2 separate regions of the Homo sapiens genome follow, and region 2 is linked to region 1. A link is an interaction called in ENCODE POLR2A ChIA-PET data of the cell type or tissue named here. Cell type or tissue: A673. All regions are shown on one strand. Links, peaks and the distances in the headings refer to the core of each region. The heading gives the core; the rest is flanking DNA.

What was found. Peaks named below come from ENCODE experiments on the same cell type or tissue, not always from the same donor. Only the 100,000 strongest peaks of a DNase experiment are listed, where the experiment ranks them.
Region 2: POLR2A ChIA-PET joins it to region 1 with 5 read pairs; 1 of 35 experiments calls an interaction of 5 or more read pairs at or near these places.

What each region holds. Positions count from the first base shown.
Region 1 is chr2:112,516,979-112,525,323 of GRCh38, forward strand. TTL (tubulin tyrosine ligase) reads left to right here. Exons shown (of 7, transcript NM_153712.5): 6 at 3,304-3,447. Among named protein-coding and RNA genes, the nearest start is that of POLR1B, 21 kb to the right of the region's middle. In A673, for the core only: no CTCF peak of the experiment used is centred there; DNase peaks (open chromatin) are centred at 3,463 and 6,513; H3K27ac peaks cover 3,864 bases.
Region 2 is chr2:111,620,781-111,629,125 of GRCh38, forward strand. No RefSeq gene overlaps it. Among named protein-coding and RNA genes, the nearest start is that of MIR4435-2HG, 130 kb to the left of the region's middle. In A673, for the core only: no CTCF peak of the experiment used is centred there; a DNase peak (open chromatin) is centred at 4,141; H3K27ac peaks cover 1,687 bases.

The DNA.
Region 1 (8,345 bases), core at 312-8,311:
GCTGTTCAGAGTGTTGCTGCTGTGGTGCTATAAATGCTCCCAGCAGCTCTCAGGTTTTCTTTCCTTCCAGCTAGCCTCCCCCTAACTTCCCACTCCAGCCAAAAAAAGATGCACTGTATAAGTCTCTGATGAGGGATAAAAATCCTTTAAAGTGTATTATTAATCTTGAGCTTTCAGCAAAAAAAAAAAAAAAAAAAAAAATTAGTTTTGATTTGCTTCTGATTCTCAGGTTTTTCTTTATGTTGGAATGTAATACTTCTTTCAATTTTATTTTATCTTATTTTTTTGAGACAGAGTCTTGGTCTGTCACCCAGGCTGAAGTGCAGTGGCGCAATCTCATCTCATTTCAACCTCTGCCTCCCGGGTTTGAGCGATTCTCCTGCCTTAGCCTCCCGACTAGCTGGGATTACAGGCATGTGCCACCACTCAGTGCTAATTTTTTGTATGTTTAGTAGAGATGAGGTTTCACCATGTTGGCTAGGCTGGTTTTGAACTCCTGACCTCAAGTGATCTGCCTCCCTCAGCCTCCCAAAGTGCTGGGATTACGGGCATGAGCCACTGTGTCCAGCCCCCATTTTATATTTTAGTATTTTTTTCTCTCTCTCTTTTTTACCATAAGCATCTGTTAAACTTTTAAATCTTCCTTAATTATAATATTTTAAAGAATATTCTAATTAAAACAGGCTAAGTACGGTGGCTCATGCCTCTAATCCCAGCACTTTGGGAGGCTGAGGCAGGCAGATCACTTCAGCCCAGGAGTTCAAGACCAGCCTGGGCAACATGACAAACCTCTGTCTCCAAAAGTTACAAAAAAAATTAGCAGGGTGTGGTGGTGCATGCTTGTAGTCCCAGCTACTTCGGAAGCCTGAATTGGGAGGATCGCTTGAGCTCGGGGAGGTCAAGGCTGACTGCAGTGAGCCATGATTGGGCCCCTGCACTCCAGCCTGGGCGACAGAGTGAGACCCTGTCTCCTGCTTTTTTTTTGGAGATAGGGTCTCGCTCTGTTTCCCAGGCTGGAGTGCAGTGACATGATCTCGGCTCACTGCAGCCTTGGCTCATGCAACCTCTGCCTCCCACGTTCAAGCGATTCTCCTGCCTCAGCCTCCTGAGTTGCTGGGTTGCTGGGATTACAGGCATGCGCCACCACAGCCAACTAATTTTTTTTTTTTTTTTTTTTAAGTAGAGAGCCAGGGTTTCACCATGTTGGTCTGGCTGGTCTCAAACTCCTGACCTCAAGTGATCCATCTGCCTTGGCCTCCCAATATGCTGGGATTACAGGTGTGAGCCACCTCGCCCAGCCAAGAGTATTTTAATTAAAGCAAAAGTTAAGGATATTCTTGTGTAGAACAGGGATTTTTTTTTTTTAATGTGATGTGTGCTTGTCAATTCAGGTTGAATATGAATGGGAGAAGAAATTTTTATTATAATTAGTTTTTAAATGACTCATCTTAAAAGAACCATTTAAGCCAAAATAGTTTTTAAAGGTTTAAATGTATCAATTAAAATATTTTTCTTTTTAGGAAAAAAGAAAAGGAGATTGAAGTTTGTGGAGGGCCGAGGGCGGAGGATTGACCCTGGCTCCAAGTTCACAAAGGCCTCAGTTCTTTATTAAAGTCATGAGTCAAAACCTGCATCTAGAGCTACGTCTTAGAGTTAGTCACATGGACGACAGTTCCCTGTATCTTTTTCTTTTTCTTTTCTTTTTTTTTTTTTTGAGACAGAATTTTGCTCTTTCACCCAGGCTGGAGTGAAGTGGCACAGTCTTAGCTCACTGCAACCTCTGCCCCCTGTGTTCAAGCGATTCTCCTGCCTCAGCGTCTGGAGTAGCTGGGATTATAGGCACCTGCCACTATGCCTGGCTAATTTTTGTAATTTTAGTAGAGATGGGGTTTTGCCATGTTGGTCAGGCTGCTCTCGAACTCCTGACCTGAGGTTACCCACCCGCCTCGGCCTCCCAAAGTGGTAGGATTATAGGCGTGAGCCACCGCGCCCGGCTGGCCCCTGTATCTTTTTCCTTCCAAATACACAGCTGTGTAGAAGGACAGTTATCTCTGGTACACCAGAGTCATTGTAGCACATTTTATTTACTGAGAGAAATATTTTGCCCCAGCATTCAGTTGGGTGAAAAATCAGGGAAGATCTTTATAAAACAGAAATGGCATAGGTTTTCTGGGATAGTTGTAGATAAGAGGTATTTATTCTTCCTAAATAATAGATATATGGTTATCATAAGGAAATATGATGAAAAATTGTTCATAACAGTAACATTTATTAAAATGCTTCCTAGGTGCCAGGAGTTATGACAAGTTCCTTATGTAATTATCTCACTGAACAATCACTTGTTCAAGATTTTGGTCTGACCTGAGACCTCATGTACTTGTTCATTGTATTTCCAAAATACACTTTCAACTTTTTTATTGTGTCACTAAAATCCTGCCATTTTTCCATTCATTGTTGCTAATAATACTTCTACATTTCAACATTTAGTTTCAACATGTATAGCTCTTAAATCTTGTAATTAGCAATAATTTGCCATTGGAACTAGAACTAGCGACATCGTGAGGTCAACATGTTTTTTTTTTTTTTTTTTTTTGCAAATCCTGCCCTTCACCAAAGGGCAGTCCATTCTTTACATGGCAAAAATACATGGAAATGTTTTACGTGTTATAAACAAACATGGCAGCAGCCCAGCTGTTGGAAGAATCTTCATTTACAGAGGCCACAATGACTCGGCACTCTACTGCTTCTTGAGACATGGGAAAGTGGCTTTTGCCTGGAAGAACACGAGTGGTTGCAGTTTTCTAACAAATGCTTGATAAGTAACATTCTCTTGAGTAACCTAATGGTAATAAGTTGAAAAGAGAGAATTAGGCCGGGCACGATGGCTCGCACCTGTAATCCCAGCACTTTGGGAGGCCGAGGTGGGCGGATCACCTGAGGTCGGGAGTTCGAGACCAGCCTGACCAACATGGAGAAACCCTGTTTCTACTGAAAATACAAAATTAGCTGGGTGCGGTGGCGCATGCCTGTAATCCCAGCTGCTCGGGAGGCTGAAGCAGGAGAATCTCTTGAACCCAGGAGGCGGAGGTTGCCATGAGCCAAGATCATGCCATTGCACTCCAGCCTGGGCAACAAGAGCAAAACTCCGTCTCAAAAAAAAAAAAAAAAAAAAGGAAACAGAGAATTAAAGCTGATAAGCTGATATTTGTATTCATCTCATATAAAATCTTTCAAGCACACCTCATGTCTTCCTTCTCCTTTGACCACCCCGTTCTAATGAGCATTTCCCCTCCTGCCTCATAGGAACTGCCTCCTGAGCGTGGAGCCTGCCATTAGCACCAAGCACCTCCCTTACCAGAGCTTCCAGCTCTTCGGCTTTGACTTCATGGTCGATGAGGAGCTGAAGGTGTGGCTCATTGAGGTCAACGGTGCCCCTGCATGTGCTCAGTAAGCCTGCACGTCATTGTGTTTTTACAAGTGGGAAGTTGGTTCTGCAGTTGGGATAGTCTGTGGGTACAAGTGTAGTCACTTTGACTGCTGTGAGGGAGGATGCCACAGTGATAGGAGACCCTTGGGAGGACTCTATCTGGCAGGGGGCTTTGCTGAGTCACTTCCTTTCCTATTTCCCCGTGTATAGGCCAGATAGGCCCAGTGTGGTAGCTCATGCTTGTAATCCCAGCACTTTGGGAGGCCAAGACAGGTAGACTGTCAGGTAGACTGTCTGAGCCCAGGAGTTCAAGACCAGCCTGGGCAGCCTGGCAAAACCCCATCTCTACAAAAAATACAGAAATTAGTCAGGCATGGTGCTGTGTGCCTATAGTCCCAGCTGCTCGGGAGGCTGAGGTGGGAGGATCACTTGAGCCTGGGAGGTTGAGGCTGCAGTGAGCCATGACTGCACCACTGCATTGCAGCCTGGGCGACAGAGAGACCCTGTCTCAAAAGTAAAAAATGTAAGCAGCTAGCCTGTGCTCAGGTGGGTGGGAGATGCCATGAGAGTGTTAAAGTTCATTACTGCCAGAGAGACCCGTATGACAAGCTGAGTAAGCAGGATCCTATGATGTGGCGACCCAGAAGTTCAGAGCCTCCTGAGGCAGGAAGGAGTCAGAGAAGGCATCTTAGACATGGGGGGTCTGGAGCTGGGGTGCAAGAAAAGAGGGTTCCGCTGCACCAAAGGTTGGTGGGGAGAGTCTTCCAAAAGAGGTGCAGCGTCCTGTGGGCTCTCACCCTGTCCCGGGCTCTGCAGGTCTGGGAGATGCCCAGAGGAACAGAAGCTCCTGAGAACCTGCTCTCCGGAACTTCTGCTTCTCTCGGGAGAAGGCTGGTTGTAGCATGAGCGTCATGGAGTCATTAAGGAGGAAGGAAGGTAAGAGAGGACCTTCTGTGGAAGGCCTTACGTGTCAGGGAAAGTCACTCGGACTCAATTCTCTTGTGCTGAGGGTTCTTCTGAAGATCCTCTTTCATGATGTCAAGACCCTTTCGTGGTTCCCATCTACATCTTGAAGAAATTGAGTGATTTTTCAAAATGTTTAAGAGAAAGTCCCGTACCTGCAAGGGACGATGTCAACACACCAAAGTTGTTCTTTACTTAGAAGCTAGGCCTTTGCCATTGCCTGATGGTTACGACAGGCATGATTGCATGATTCCATCTTGTTCATCAGTCTCTGCAGCCGATAAGTGCTTATCAGGTGCTGCCTACCTGGCCAGGCTCTGTATGAGGCCATGGGTTCACAGTGGGGAGCAAAGAGAGACACAGGCCCTACCTTTCGTGGGGAGAGACTGTGAGCAGACAGATACCAGGCAGATGTCAATTACAAGCGAGGACAAGTGCTTCAATGGAGAACAAAGGATGTTGAAAGGTAACGTAACTGAGCCAAGGGCCCACGATGGGAAGTGATGTTGGAACTGAGATCTGAAGGCCAAACGCAAGTTAGATGGGCTAAGGGCGGAATAAGGCAGGGATCCGCACCTTCCCTCACCAAATCAACAGTGGTGTGCCCAGTCTCACCCACTGTCCTTTCCTATCAGGGGTTTGTCCCTCCATGGTGCTCTAGACCTTTCCCTCCTCCCGCTCCTGTCTTCTCATCTGGCAGTTAACATTGTCACCTTTTTCCCTCTCTGATGCATAATTCTTGTCAGCATATGCAGTCCCAGCAGATTTTCCCAACTATTCAAAAAGATGTCCTCCCCTGATGCCACATCCTGTTCCAATGATCACGCCTTCTCCAGTTCCCTTCACAGCCAAGCTTCTGGAGAGCAGCTTCTGCACAAGCTGTCTTCTATTCCTCTGTTCCCATCCATGTTCCAGTCCATTCCAGGCTGGCTCCCATCCTGATTGCCTCACAGAAACTGTTCTTTGCAGGTCCCCAGCCAAGTCCTTATTGCCACCTCCAGCAGCCTCTTTCTGTCCCCACCCCCTTGGACCTGTCAGCAGCATTCGAGGCAACCGACAGCACTTGCTGAGCTGCTCTCCTGTCATGGCTGGACACGTGGTGCTGGGCAGGCTTGCCTGGTGAGGTGTGGGCAAGCTGGACTCCGTCTTCTTCATCCAGTGCCTCTGGTCTTAGGCCTGGGTGTTTGTCTCCTCTCTGTGTATGTGATCTCATCCAACTTCATGATTTTGAAATTACCAAATTACATCACAGCCCAGAGATGCAGACTAGTATCTGCACCTGCCTTCCCTGCCAGAATGTCTCCCGTCTGCCTCCAGACTTACCCATCTTGGTCGGTCACCACCCCCTGCTCCCCCCAGAGACTAAGCTCGAACCTGACAGTGATCCTGCCTCTGCCTTCCCTTCCCCTCAAGTCCTGCCCATCAGGGCCCTGTGGGTTGTACCTCTAGCCTCCGGAGTCCTTTGCCCTCCATTTGCACTGTCACCCCTGCACAGGGTGTCTTCCACCATAGTGAAGGTTTTGGCATGGAGCCTTCTAACTGGGGTGCACTTCTGCTCTTGCCCCAGTGAAATCCATCCTCCCAGAGCAGCCAGTGTGTAAAGTCGACACCAGACCATGCCATTCTCCAGACTTGCCATTGCACCTAGGACACAAACCAGACTCCTCCCTCCACCTCCAAGGCCGCTGCCTTACCCACCTCTCCAGCTTCATCCCAAGTCACCATTTCCCTTGATTGCTCTTATCTGCAGTGGGCCTTTGTGCTTTCTGTTACCTGTGTGTGGAATCCCCACCACCATTACCACCACCACCACCAGCCTTACCGTGGCTGGCTTCTTCTTTACCAAAACATCTTGAGGAAGCTTTCTCTGAACAGTCCTAGCTCTGATTTTCTCTAGGCAGAGCCTTTGCAGTTTCCTTCATTGCACTAACTGCCATCAGATTAACTCATCAGAAGAAACTGTCTGTGGGTGTGTGTGTGTCTGTGTGTGTGTGTGTGTGTGTGTATCCGCCCCTTCTTCTTTATTTCTACCCTGTCATCCATTCTCTGTCTGCCTTCTATTCATTGGGTCTTGGCTTAGCTGCCACTGGAAAGTCTTCCCCTGTCACTGGGGAGTCTTCCTCTGTCACTGGGGAGTCTTCCTCTGTCACTGGGGAGTCTTCCCGTGTCACTGGGGAGTCTTCTCCAGTGTCCCTTCAATTATGCTGAGTTGGTCCTTTTCCTGGGTAGGGCCTGCCCCTGTCTGTAATGCAAGGTGGCTCTTACATGCTCTTGAAATGCCTGCCTTCCCTGCCAGTTGTGTGCCTTGTTCACCTGCAAGGCCTTCCATAAGTATTTGCTGAGGGAATGCTTTATCTTCGTGCAAAGGCTTCTGAAGCATCTGTATATACAGTGGCAACCAGTTTTTTTTTTTCTTTATTTTTTTGACATTTTGTTATTATTATACTTTAAGTTCTAGGGTACATGTGCACAATGTGTAGGTTTGTTACATATGTATACATGTGCCATGTTGGTGTGCTGTACCCATTAACTCATCATTTACATTAGGTATAACTCCTAATGTTATCCTTCCCCCATCCCCCAACCCCACAACAGGCCCTGGTGTGTGATGTTCCCCATCCTACGTCCAAGTGGTCTCATTGTTCAGTTCCCACCTATGAGTGAGAACATGCAGTGTTTTGTTTTCTATCCCTGTGATAGTTTGCTCAGAATGATGGTTTCCAGCTTCATCCATGTCCCTACAAAGGACATGAACTCGTCCTTTCTTATGGCTGCATAGTATTCCATGGTATATATGTGCCACATTTTCTTAATCCAGTCTATCATTGATGGACATTTGGGTTGGTTCCAAGTCTTTGCTATTGTGAATAGTGCTACAATAAACATACATGTGCATGTGTCTTTATAGCAGCATGATTTATAATCCTTTGGGTATATACCCAGTAATGGGATGGCTGGGTCAAATGGTATTTCTAGTTCTAGATCGTTGAGGAATCGCCACACTGTCTTCTGCAATGGTTGAACTAGTTTACAGCCCCACCAACAGTGTAAAAGTGTTCCTATTTCTCCACATCCTCTCCAGCACCTGTTGCTTCCTGACTTTTTAATGATCACCATTCTAACTGGTGTGAGATGGTATCTCATTGTGGTTTTGATTTGCATTTCTCTGATGGCCAGTGATGAGCATTTTTTCATGTGTCTTTTGGCTGCATAAATGTCTTCTTTTGAGAAGCGTCTGTTCATATCCTTTGCCCACTTTTTGATGGGGTTGTTTGATTTTTTCTTGTAAATTTGTTTAAGTTCTTTGTAGATTCTGGATATCAGCCCTTTGTCAGATGGGTAGATTGTAAAAATTTTCTCCCATTCTGTAGGTTGCCTGTTTGCTGATGGTAGTTTCTTTTGCTGTGCAGAAGCTCTTTAGTTTAATTAGATCCCATTTGTCAATTTTTGCTTTTGTTGCCATTGCTTTTGGTGTTTTAGACATGAAGTCCTTTCCCATGCCTATGTCCTGAATGGTATTGCCTAGGTTTTCTTCTAGGGTTTTTATGGTTTTACATCTAACATTTAAGTCATTAATGCGTCCTGAATTAATTTTTGTATAAGGTGTAAGGAAGGGATCCAGTTTCAGCTTTCTATGTATGGCTAGCCAGTTTTCCCAGCACCATTTATTAAATAGGGAATCCTTTCCTCATTTCTTGTTTTTATCAGGTTTGTCAAACATCAGGTGGTTGTAGATGTGTGACATTATTTCTGAGGGCTCTGTTCTGTTCCATTGGTCTATATCTCTGTTTTGGTACCAGTACCATGCTGTTTTGGTTACTGTAGCCTTGTAGTATAGTTTGAAGTCAGGTAGGGTGATGCCTCCAGCTTTGTTCTTTTGGCTTAGGATTGTCTTGGCAATGCGGGCTCTTTTTTGGTTCCATATGAACTTTAAAGTAGTTTTTTCCAATTCTGT
Region 2 (8,345 bases), core at 207-8,206, 900 kb before region 1:
GCTCTGGGTGTCAAAGCAAAACACTCCAAAGATCAGTGGAAGGACATGGATTCCTACATCTCCATACAACTTCACCCAAGGTACAGTCACCTTCTCTGAGATGAAAAAGAGAGAGAAAGGGAGGGAGAAACCCTTTATTAAGCACCTAATGAGTGGTAAGTGACCTCACAAGCCTGTGAGGAGGAATGCGGCTTCCCATCTGTATGGATAAGATTGAGTATGGGAGTCAAGAGGGTTACTGATAGAGACAAGACCAGGACCGCAGGTTTCTGGCCCCAGTGTTCACACCTCTGCAACTTAGCATCACAGAGCTACAGAAATGAAACTCCCCCAAAGAGGCTGCTTCCAAAACCAGTGACTTGCCCAAAGGCCACAATAAAAAAGAGCCCACATATCTGTACACCTGGGACACTGAAAATGCATGATATGCAACCACACGTCACCAGGTGAATGAGTCCTGCAGATGATGGGGCTGGCCCATATCAGCTCACAAGACTTGATCACGAAATAGTCTGGAATTTAAATCATTGGTAGCTTGACATCAGCCATGGTGGAGGTGTTGACATTGGTAAATGTTAAAACTGAGATCTTGTTTTGTTTTTTGATTTTTTGGTTGGTTTTGCTTTTTGTCTTCTGAGAACCAATTGACCAGAACGCCACTGGATGGCTTTTACAAATGCTGAGCAAAAGCAGCCAGATACAAAAGAGGACACTATGCATGACCCATATGAGGAGATCAAGGACAGCAAAGCTGAGCTATGGTGATGGAAGCCATGGGTATGGCAGGGCATCCGGGGAACCGGCTGTGTTCTGAGTCTTGATCTTGGTGGTGGTTTCATGGGCATGGTCAGTGTGTGAAAATAGTGCTGCAATGAACATACATGTGCATGTATCTTTATAATAGAATGATTTATATTCCTTTGTGCTTCACATTTACGATGGAATGTTTTTCATAGACACAGCCTCATAACATTTCTATTCATATTGGTAGTGGAGAAGAAAATGGGGACCCTCTATTCCCTTTTAAGAGAAAAAAGATCATTGATTGAACCTTTAAAAGAGATCAAATGAGGTCATACACGGGACTCGAATACTTCAGGATCAGGAGTTGGTGGCTCCATCCAGCTCCGCAAACTTGGGCAAGTTCTAATCACTCTGGCCTTCAGTTTCTTCCTGTGTTAAGTGGAGATAAAAACTTCTACTTCTGGCCAGGCATGGTGGCTCATGCCTGTAATCCCAGCACTTTGGGAGGCCGAGGTGGGCGGATCACCTGAGGTCGGAAGTTCAAGACCAGCCTGACCAACATGGAGAAACCCCATCTCTACTAAAAACACAAAATTAGCCGGGTGTGGTGGTGCATGCCTGTAATCCCAGCTATTCGGGAGGCTGAGGCAGGAGAATTGCTTGAACCCAGGAGGCAGAGGTTGCGGTGAGCCAAGATCGCAACATTGCACTCTAGCCTGGGCAGCAAAAATGAAACTCTGTCTCAAAAAAAAAAAAAAAAACTTCTACTTCTAGTGTTGTTGAGGAGATTAAATATGTGTCACATTGCCTAAAATACTACAAATGTTCAATAGATTGGCTATGATGATTATTAATCAGCCCCACAGGTGGATAGGAGAAGGGAAAGAGAAGAAGAATGCATATTTGAGAATACAGCCAGTGAAGGCAAGAACACAGTTCCTGCCCAATATTGTGGCCTTTGTGCATGGCTCTGTTCTCTCCCCGTGGCTGGCTGAGCTCCCTCCTAACTCTGAAAATATTGAATCTGCAGTGGTTTAGAGTAGTCCTGGGTCAAATGACCCCAACTTGGAGCAAGTTTGATTCTGGGGCACATCTGGGGACATGATCCAATCTAGATTCACATGGATGATACATTTTCCCAGCTAAGCCCATAGCAGGTTCACAGTTCAGCTCTGAAGGAATCATACCAATCGTGGAGTGGCTGAAAATTCTGACAAAGGCTTATAGAAGTGCCTTGCACTGAGAAAGATCCTCACAGAAAACATAAATAATGAAAATTGCAAAGCTTCCATTTCTCTGAGTGGATTGTGTTAGAATCGAGTGTTTCACACTTTGATCCCAACATGATTTCCACCCAGTCTATTAGTAAATATGAATCATAGATCCTCAGGCCTAAAAGGGACCCAGGAAATTGTCTCATCCAATTGCCCACTGGAAGCTCAAATTCTCAAATTTCACTAGCTCAGTGGTTGACTGGCCAGCACATCCAACACATTGGACAACACGTTCCAGGAACAGGGAGCTCACTCCTTCATAGGCAGCCATGGCATCCATGCATAGCTGTGTGGAAACATTCCTGTGGCAAAGACAAATCAGCCTGGCCGTGGCTCCCCAGTGGGCCTGGGCCTATGCCTTGGGGTCACCCAATGACATGAGAAAGACACCTCTTCCATGAAACATTCCCCATCATCTGTGCAAACACCTTCCACCTGCCCCGCCCTCCCATTTCCTAGGCTCAGCCACGCCTTCGGAGGGTAGCACCTTTGTTTCTTCCACATGTCACAGTTTCCCATTTCTTCATCTTCCTAGTCTTGCCTTTGCATTTTAAACTATTGCAGAGGTACCAAAACAAGGCCTTTTCCCTTCAAAGCCAACTTTTTCTTTAAAAAAAAAAATGTTTTCCGCAGTTCATGGCATCCAGATCTTTTGCAATCTGTCTCTGCCTATTCTTCCAGCCTTGTCTTCTGATGCTGCCCCACACCCACTCTCCTTCAGCAGTAATGGATCTTCCTCCATGACTCTGCATGCTGCTCCCTGCACCCCATCATCGCCCCCACAATTTCAGCTCAGATGCTGCTTCTCACCTCACTACAAGGCCCATACCAAGTCTATCTGTGCCTCACTATCCTCCCCTGCAGGTTGCTTCTCCCTCCATGGTGTCTCCAGGAGTCTCTTCCCTACTATACCACCGCCCCAGGATCATTTCTTTGTATTTCTCTCTCCTACCAGACACTGAATGCTTGGATCAGAAACCAAGCATTGTGTCTCATCTTCCAGCACCTTCCAGCCTTCTCACACCTGTTACACCTACCATTTATTTATTTATTTATGTTCAGAAACAGGTCTCACTGTGTTACCCAGGCTGGACTGCAGTGGCTATTCACAGGCACAATCATGCACCTACTATTTTTTTAATCAACTTTTATTTTAAGTTCCAGGGTTCATGTGCGGGATTTGCAGATTTGTTACACAGATAAACATGTGCCATGGTAGTTTGCTGCACAGATCAACCCATCAGGTAGGTATTAAGCCCATCATCCATTAGCTATTCTTCCTGATGCTCTCCCCCCAGTGCACCTTCTGACAGGCCTCAGTGTGTGTTGTTCCCCAACATGTGACCATGTATTCTCATTGTTTAGCTCTCACTTATAAGTGAGAACATGCGGTGTTTGGTTTTCTGTTCCTGCATTAGTTTGCAGAGGATAACGGCTTCCAGCTCCATCCATGTCCCTGCAGAGGATATGATCTCATTCCTTTTTATGGCTGCACAGTATTCCATGGTGTACATGTACCACATTTTCTTTATCCAGTCTAGTGTTGATGGGCATTTGGGTTGATTCCATAACTTTGCTATTGTGAATAGTGCTGCAATTAACATACATGTGCATGTATCTTTATAACAGAATGATTTATATTCCTTTGGGTATATGCCCAATAATGGGATTGCTGGATGTTGCTGGATCAAATGGTATTTCTGCTTCTAGATCTCTGAGGAATTGCCACACTGTCTTAAACAATGAACTAAATTACTCTCTCACCAACAGTGTAGAAGCGTTCCTTTTTCTCCACAGCCTTGCCAGCATCTGTTGTTTCTTGACCTTTCAATAATTGCCATTCTGACTGGCATGAGATGGTATCTCATTGTGGTTTTGATTTGCATTTCTCTAATGATCAGTGATGTAGAGCTTTTTGTCATATGTTTGTTGGCTGCATGAATGTCTTCTTTTGAGAAGTGTCTGTTCATGTCCTTTGCCTACTTTTTAATGGGGGCAACTACTGTTTTTAAGAAATTATTTTTCCTGCTCCAATAACCCAAGTCTGCCAAATATGGGTTTGCCACGAATTAGCTGGTTGTGTTTCTTTAAGAACTGTCAAGAGCCCATTTCCTGATATAAATCACAGTTTGTGTGGAAATAGTAGCTATGAGTTTGTGTGGAAATACTAGCTATGTTAAGCAACATGTTCAGATGCTAATCTCACATCAGTGCATTTCTCAACATGGACTTCTAAGAAGAAAGCTTCAGTGAGGGTTCCAATTACAAGATTTGCTCACAGAAGCAAGTCACAGTTGTAAAAATCAGCACATTTGGTACATGGTATATAGAACACAGTCCCTTTGACGAAGCTTTTCTTGTCTTTGGATCTTGATTGTGTTTTCAAAATTATAATCCATCAGGCCAGAATCTATTACAAGTTAGTAAAAATGAGCATGATTCTTTTTTTTTTTTTTTTTTTGAGACGGCGTCTCGCTTTGTTCCCCAGGCTGGAGTGCAGTGGCGCCATCTCAGCTCACTGCAAGCTCTGCCTTCCGGGTTCACTCTATTCTCCTGCTTCAGCCTCCTGAGTAGCTGGGACTACAGGCGCCCGCCACCACACCCGGCTAATTTTTTGTATTTTTAGTACAGATGGGGTTTCACCGTGTTAGCCACGATGGTCTCGACCTCCTGACCTCGTGATCTGCCTGCCTCAGCCTTCCAAAGTGCTGGGATTACACAGCATGTTTCTTATAATTAAAAATGTGATGCCAGAATTTGAGCTTATGAGATGAAGGAGATGTACTTTTCCCTATTCCTCCTGGTAAGTACAACTAAAAACCCTGGACATTATATGTAAAATCAATAACTAGGTAAGAAGATTCTGAGAGGTGGAGAGAAGGCAGACAGGAGGCTAGGAACCTCAACACACAAGTAACAAAATGATAAGGAGTTCCAAGTTAATGTTTTGCCTCACATATGCCAGAGTTGGAACTGAACAAGCCAGCAAACTGGAAACACCAGTGGGCACAGACAAAAATCGCCCTGACAAAAGCCTGCTCCCCACAGCCAAAGGGCCAGCAAAAGTCAGCCTAGCAAGACAGAAAACTTTCAGGCAATAACCATCCTACTCCAGCCAAACACCCAAGAAAAACTGTGGCTCAGCCACTACCCACACCAGCCAAGGTCAAGTGGGAGCCTAGCCTTGCAGGAATGTGCCCCAATCACCTGTCAGGTGGTGTCAGAGAAAGTTGAATAGGGAGCCAGGACTTCTATCCCCACCAAGCAGTAACAAGCATCTCCCATCACTACATGGTGCCTTTAAAGATCACCTGGTCAGTCTGGATTTTTACCCCTAACTCAGAGTTATAAGGCCTCCCGCTCTCTGCTAGTGTAGTCTCAAAGGAGAGTGGAGAACCAGGATTTCACCACAGCCCAGTGTAAGAAGGCCCACACCCCATATCAGTGGTGTCAGTTGAGGCTGCATGGGGAGCAGAAATGAGTCACTCATATCTTTTTCAGCTAGGGAGGTATCAGTAGATACCAACACTGAGAGAAATGAGATGTTAGATTATCTGACAAAGATTCTAAAGTAGCTGTCATAAAAATGCTTCAATGAACAATTATAAGCACACGAGAAACCAATAAAAAATTGAAATTCTCAGCAAATAAATTGAAACTCTCAGCAAAGAACAAGAAGATATACAAAGAAAAGAGCCAAACTGAAATTTTAGAAGTGAAAAATACAATAATTAAAATAACAGGCTCAGTGGGTGGGCTTAGCAGCAGAATGGAGGGGACAGGGAAGAATCAGTGAGCTGGAACATAGAACAATAGAAATTACTCAGTCTGACCAACAGAAAGAAAGTAGACTGAAAAAGAATGATAAACAGAGCCATAGGGATTTGTGAGACTGTAACAAAAGATACATCTTTTGTATTATCAGAGTTCTTGAAGGAGAGGAGAAAGGGCACAGGGCTGACAAACTGGTAAAGGAAATAATGACTAAAACCTTCCAAATTTGGTAACACCTAAAGATTCAGCAAGCTGAGAAAACCAAAAACAGGGTCAAACCAAATAAATCTATGCAAAAATCTATCATAATCAAACTTCTGAAAATTAAAACAAAGGAAAAAACCTAAAACAGCAAGAGAGAAATGACACCTTACCTATAGATAAAAACCAATTCAGATAACAGCATATTTCTCATCAGAAACCATGGACTCTAGAAGGAAATGGCATATTTTTCAAGTGTTGAAAGAAAATAACTGTCCACCCAGAATCCTATATCTAACAAAAATATCAGAAATTAAGGGGAAATTAAGGCATTCTCAAATGAAACAAAACTAAGAGAATTTGTAGCAAACAGACCTATAATAAAAGAAAGGATAAAAGAAGTTCTATAAATACAAAAGAAATGACAAAAGAAGAAAATCAGACCTTTGAAAATCAGAAAGGAAGGAAGAAAACAGCAAACAAAAATGTCGATAAATACAATACACTTTCTGTATTAGTCTGTTTTCATACTGCTATAAAGTCATACCTGAGACTGGATAATTTATAATTAAAAGAGGTTTAATTGACTCACAGTTCCACATGGCTGGGGAGGCCTCAGGACACTTTCAATCATGGCAGAAGGCAGAAGGGGAACAAGCACGTCTTACCACAGCAAAGCAGGAGCAAAAGAGAGCACGCAAAAAAGCCACACACTTTTAAACCATCAGATCTCATGAGAACTCACTCACTATCATGAGAAGAGCTCGGGGGAAAATGCCCCATGATCCAATTACCTCTCACCAGGTCCCTCCCTCAATACATGGGGATTACAATTTGAGATAAGATTTGGGTGAGAACGCATAACCAAATCATATCACTTTCCTTGTCTTAAGTTTTCTAAATTATGTTTGAAATTTGAAGTAAAAAATTATGGCACCCTCTGATATAGTTCTAATTATGTAATAGAAATATTTAAAACAATTATATTATAAATGAGGATAGTAAGGGGTCATAAAGGCAAATAAGATTTCTACACTTCACTAAAATTGGCAAAATTATGACACCTGTAGACTGTGATAAATTATGAATCTATAATGTAATACCTACAGCAACTAAAACGCCATGCAAAGAGGAACTGATATGGTTTGACTGTGTGCCCACCCAAATCTCATCTTGAATTGCAGTTGCCATAATTCCCATGTGTTGTGGGAGGTAACTGAATCATGGGGACAGGTCTTTCCTGTACTGTTCTCATGATAGTGAATAAGTCTCATTAATCTTATGGCTTTATAAAGGTGAGCTCCCCTACACAAGTTTTCTCTTGCCTGCTGCCATATAAGATGTGACTTTGCTCCTTATTCACCATACGCCATGATTATGAGGCCTCCCCAGCCATGTGGAACTGTGAGTCAATTAATTCTCTTTCCTTTATAAATTACCCAGTCTCAGGTATGTCTTTATTAGGAGCATGACAACAGACTAATACAGGGACATTCAAAAATGCCATAGATAAACCAACACTACATTCTTAAAAATGTTTAAATAACCCATAGGAAAGAAAGGAAAAAAGAGAAAAATGCAAACAAGAACAGAGAAAAAAAGTCAGATTTACGTCATGTCAATAATTACATTAAGTGTAAATGGTTACAATATGACAATTAAAATACAGAGATTGGCAGAGTGGGTTAAAAAAACATGATCCAACTATATAATATCTATAAAAATCAATTTAAAACATAATAGTATAGATAGGTTGAAGGTAAACAAACTGAGATTATATATATAATGTATATCTCAGACAAAGTAGACTTCAGAGCAAAGAAAATTATCAGAGACCCAGAGGGACAGAGGGACATGGTATAATGATAAAAGAAACAATCCACCAAAGATTTAGCAATCATAAATGTGTATGCAACAACAGAGCTGCAAAATAGGCAAAACAAAAACCAACGGAACTGAAAGGAGAAATAGACTAATCCACAATTACTGCTGGAGATTTCAATACCTCCCTCTCAACAATTGATAGAATAACCAGACAGAATATTGGCAAGGGTATAGAAGAATGGAACAATACCGTCAACCAACAGGATCTAATCAACATTTATAGAACAATCCACCCAACAACAGCAGAATATACATTCTTGACAGTTGCCTACAGAGCTTATACCAAGACAGACTCTATTCTGAGCCAAACACACTTCAACAAATTCAAGATAATTGAAATCATACAGTGTATTCTCCAGCCACAATGGAATAAAATTAGACATCAATAAGAAAAATCTCAAAACACTTGGAAACTAAATAACACATTTCTAAATTATCCATAGGTCAAAGATGAAGTCTCAAGAGTTT